Regions from separate parts of the Homo sapiens genome. Here region 2 is linked to region 1. The links are chromatin loops, found by intact Hi-C in ENCODE. Cell type or tissue: lower leg skin. All regions are shown on one strand.

Region 1 (2,500 bases):
GCTTAGACTTTAGCAGGAAAGGAAGACACTAAATAAGAGATGATAAATGTTGTGAAGAAAAGATAAAAGCTTTTACAAAAATATGTAAGGGAGTTGGGGCAGGCTGTTTATATGTGGGTAGAACACTGGTGTAGAAATGCTAATGGCTTTATTCTAGTCTATCCCTGTCACAAGTTTGGTGGCCTTGTGTTAGATGGTCTTGCGTGGCCTCAGTTTTTTCCTCTACAATGTGAGTAGGTATGACTAAATATATAACACATTCTCATTTTAATCATCTATGATTCTGAGAGGTCTACAGCTAGCCTGGTAAAATCAAATAGGGAACTGAAAGAGACCAAAATCCTTTTAACAGAAATGTTCAGAGCTGATATGTGTTTGTAGGACAGTTTGTGCTGTTGCTTGAATTATATAAATAATTATTATATTTTTAGTAAATATCTGGCTTGAGATTAACTTTGCTCACAGAATAGGGTATAATTTCTTTAAAAAATACTACTTAAAGTGAGGAAATTCTTTCTAAAATAGTCACCTCTCACATGTGTTTAGTGACTGAAGTATCTTGAATATTTTCTGATCTAGTTAGTGTTTGTTCAATTCTGATTTTTAAAACTGTGAACTCTTGAGTATTAAAAAGGGAATGCAACACTTTTAGGTTAAGATAGCAGTGTGAATTCAACATTGTCCTCCCCTCCCTCAAATAAAATCCAATTTAATAAATAATAAGTTTTTTTATAAAATGGAATAAATTGGTATAAGCTTGAAAACAGAAGAGGGACATATCAGAGGAATTAAGGTTTTGAAAAGAGAATGGAAATTAGATTTGGAAAGCAGAATGGATTAGCCCCTAGAATAATCTAACAATAGAAGCCATATCTCAGAAGAAGTTTGAAAGAAGTCTGTAGCACAAGTGGTAACCATTTTCCCACAGTGGAGTCCACTGTGATTGGCTTATATAGAAAGCAAAAATGAGAAGAGGAAAAGAAATCAAGATGTTTGATTTAAGAATTACCTGCAGGTGGACGACTGCTTCGGTTGGTCTCTTATAACCTGTTATAGCAATGGTGTTTGCCCCCAGGCAGAAGGCTGCAACAGCACTCCAAAAAATGCAAATGGACCAGTGTGCTGGCTCAAGCCTGTAATCCCGGCACTGTGGGAGGGCGAGGTTGGTGGATGGCTTGAGCCCAGGAGTTTGAGACCAGCCTGGGCAACATGGCATAAACCCAATCTCTACTAAAAATACAAAAATTAGCCCGGCGTGCTGCACACCTATAGTCCCAGCTACTCGGGAGGCTGAGGTGGGAGGATTGCTTGAACCTGGGAGGCAGAGGTTGCAGGGAGCCGAGATTGCGCCACTGCACTCCAGCCTGGGCAACAGTGAGACCCTGTCTCAACAACGACAAAAAAGCAAATGATCTGTTTCAAAGAAGCCAGGGCTTCAACATGAGATTTAGTGCCCTAGAGGAGGGTCCTCCATGTTTTGGCTTTTTTTTTTTAATGGAGTCTTGCTCTGTTGCCCAGGCTGGAGTGCAGTGGCACCATCTCGGCCCACTGCAACCTCCGCCTCCTGGGTTCAAGCGATTCTTCTGCCTCAGCCTCCCAAGTAGCTGGGACTACAGGTGCCTGCCACCAAGCCTGGCTAATTTTTGTATTTTTAGTAGGGATGGAGTTTCACCATATTGGCCAGGCTGGTCTCGAACTCCTGACCTCGTGATCCGCGCACCTCAGCCTCCCAAAGTGCTGGGATTACAGGTGTGAGCCACCACGCCCGGCCTTTTTTTTTTTTTTCCTTCAAGAGACAGGGTCTTGCTGTGTCTCCAAGCTAGAGTGTGTGATGTGATGCTATCTCACTGCAGCCTCAAACTCCAGGGCTCAAGCAAACCACCCAACTCAGCCTCCTGAGTAGCTGGGATTACAGGAATATGCCACCATACCGGGCTAAATTTTACATTTTTTTGTAGAGACCTGGTCTCACTCTGTTGCCCAGAACTACTGGCTTCAAGCAATCCTCCCACCTCAGCCTCCCAGAGCGCTGGGATTACAGGTGTGAGCACCTGCACCTGAACAACTTTTCTTTTTTCGGGGGTGGGGGAGGGTGGTGGGGGGTGGTGGGGATTGGGCAGAAATCCCAGGTTGTCTGTCCTCCCTGATTACTGCCTGATTCCTACCTACTTTCTCTAAAATGAAGCCTATCTGATAGCATGCTAGTACTTGCAATCAGCCCATCATTCAGAGGAGAGGCCAGAATTGGCAGAGGAAACCAGGCAGGCTTGTTCTTTCATTGGTAAATGTGAATAAGCATATAAGAGAAACTGCAGCACAGAAGAGGTGTCACAGGTTGGGTTGTGATACTCTGCTGAACTTTGTGTCATGCAGCTATTGAAATATGTACAAAAAATTTGCAATAAAAAGAAGTGCTTTAAGATAAATAAAAAAGCAGCCTATAGCTTTAAAGGGAAGATTGCCAATGTTTTGTGTGACCAGAAAAGCCACAATCATTTGT
Region 2 (2,500 bases), 80 kb after region 1:
TTTGAAGAATTCCACCATTCTTTTGAAGAAAACCAAAGTATTTCACCCCCAAATATACTTCTTTGACATACCCTGTAAAGTCTGTTTTTTTTTTTTTTTTTTCTTTTAGACCAATTCTTGCCTGTTGCCCAGGCTGGAGTAGAGTGGCATGATCATAGCTCAAACTGCAGCCTCAAACTGCAGGCTCAAGTGATCCTCCACCTCAGCTTCCCGAGTAGCTGGGACCACAGGTACACGTTAATAAATTTGTATGCTTTCTCTCCTATTCATCTGCCTTATGTCAGCTGATTTTCAGTGAACCTTCAGAGGGTGACAGGCAAGTTTACATCTTGGCCCCCACACTTTTTTGGGTACCCCCTGCTTTAGTACAGAACATCTTTCTGGAGCTTCTTACAAAAGAATTAATGGGAGGTAAATTTGAGACCTTGTCTTAATTCTGTCCCCTCAATCAGTAGTTTCACTGGATGTAGAACCCTGGGTTGAGATTTTTGAAGGCATCACTCCCTTGTTTTCTTTCAGTGTTATTGAGCAATCCAGTGCTATTCTTATTCTTGTTCCTTTCTAAGAAATGGTTCCCTCTTCTCCTGCCACACCCTGGAGGGTTATAGGATCTTTTTGTTTTCATATGGTAAAATTTCACAATTATGTGTATTTGTAAGGGTTGACTTTCATTTATTGGGCTGGCACTCGGTGGCGTTGGTGTTACTGGAAAGAGGTCCTGATCCAGACCCCAAGAGACGGTTCTTGGATCTCACACAAGAAATAATTCAGGATAAATCCATAAAGTGAAAGCTAGTTTATTAGAGAAGAAACAAAAGAATGGCTACTCCATAGACAGAGTAGCCCTGAGGGCTGCTGGTTGGCTATTTTTTTTTTTTTTTTTTTTTTGAGACGTAGTCTTGCTCTGTGGCCCAGGCTGGAGTGCAGTGGCATGATCTTGGCTCACTGCAACCTCTACCGCCCAGGTTCAAGTGATGCTCCTGCCTTAGCCTCCTGAGTAGCTGGGATTACAGGTGCACACCACCACGCCCAGCTACTTTTTGTTTGTATTTTTAGTAGAGACGGGGTTTTGCCATCTTGGCCAGGCTAGTCTTGAACTCCTGACCTTGTGATCCACCCACCTCTGCCTCCCAAAGTACTGGGATTACAGGAATGAGCCACCGTGCCTGGCCAGCTATTTTTATAGTTATTTCTTGATCATACGCTAAACAAGGGGTGGATTATTCGTGAGTTTTCCAGAAAATTCCCTTTTTAGACAATATAGGGTAACTTCTGGATGTTGCCATGGTATTTGTAAACTGTCATGGTGCTGGTGGGAATGATTTGCGATGCTAATATATTATAGTGTATAATGAGCAGTGAGGACCACCAGAGGTCACTTTCATTGCCATCTTGGTTTTGGTGGGTTTTGGCGGCTTCTTTACTACATCCTGTTTATTAGCAGGGTCTTTATGACCTGTATCTGTGATACCAGTCCTGTTGTCCTCCTGTCTTATCCTGTGCCTGAGAATGCCTAACCTCCCGGGGGTGCAGCCCAGCAGGTCTCAGCCTTATATTACCCAGCCCCTATTCAAGGTGGAGTCACTCTGGTTCAAACACCTCTGACATTGGGACTCATAAAACAAACCCCAGAATGAAGGTCTCAGAAGCAGCCTCAGAACCAGAAGTTTTTCTGACCTTCTCCTACCTTCCTGTCGCTCAGTTCCATTCTCTCCCAAGGCTAGCCACAGAAACTAGAATCTCTCTTCCCCAAGGTGGGTCAGAAACCAGAACCTCTTTTCCCCAAAGCCAGCCATAAAACCTAAAGTTATTACCCTTTCCCTCCACCTTTCTATGTAAAAACTGGCCACAAAGAAATGATCTGACTTACCTTGTTGGACTATAGCTCAGAGGACCCCTATTCCAGAGAAAGACCCGCCCCATACCCAGAAGGAAGGACTGCATGCTCGGATAGGCCAAGAAGAGTCTAAACAGACCTTGCTGGGTTTCCCCATGCAGTCCCTTAGCATTTGATCTTACCCTTTTGTCCAATCATAAACACAGCCAATCAAAGTATGGCTGTCAATATTTTGTTGAACCTAAGCATCAAAGTGAACAATTTCCCCAGGATCTTTGGGCTTTCATTCTGAAGGCTCCTGTGTATACTCATTAAATAAATTTGTATGCCTTTTCTCCAATTATTCTGCATTTTGCAAGTTGATTTTTCAGCAGACCTTTCAGAGGGTGAAGGAGAAGTTCCTTTGGCCTCTTCAGTGGCATAGTCTTCCTTACTGGGAAAGTGCTTGAATTTTTTATTTTGTTCTCAGCCCCTTTTCAAAACTAGTATTTCTTTTGGGATCTAAATTTTTTAGATAATGGGCTCCCTGAACTGGGTCTCTTTTGTCTACTTTTCCATCTTACTCTGCTTCTTCACAAGATTTCCTCAACTTTCTCTGTCAATGTCTTCTATTGTTTTTCTTCTATTTTTATTAAAAAATTTTTAAGACCTGATTTTCTGTGG

Evidence for each region. Peaks named below come from ENCODE experiments on the same cell type or tissue, not always from the same donor. Only the 100,000 strongest peaks of a DNase experiment are listed, where the experiment ranks them.
Region 2: it touches region 1 in a loop (2.6-fold over the local background); 7 of 110 quality-filtered maps call a loop at or near these places.

What each region holds. Positions count from the first base shown.
Region 1 is chr3:132,623,596-132,626,095 of GRCh38, reverse strand. All of the region lies in intron 9 of ACAD11 (acyl-CoA dehydrogenase family member 11), which reads left to right. All of the region lies in intron 34 of NPHP3-ACAD11 (NPHP3-ACAD11 readthrough (NMD candidate)), which reads left to right. Among named protein-coding and RNA genes, the nearest start is that of ACKR4, 28 kb to the right of the region's middle. RefSeq lists a silencer at 337-386. In lower leg skin, no CTCF peak of the experiment used is centred here; no DNase peak of the experiment used is centred here.
Region 2 is chr3:132,543,781-132,546,280 of GRCh38, reverse strand. It overlaps LOC124909436 (a long non-coding RNA gene), which reads right to left and starts at 142. Exons shown (of 2, transcript XR_007096094.1): 1 at 1-142. In lower leg skin, no CTCF peak of the experiment used is centred here; no DNase peak of the experiment used is centred here.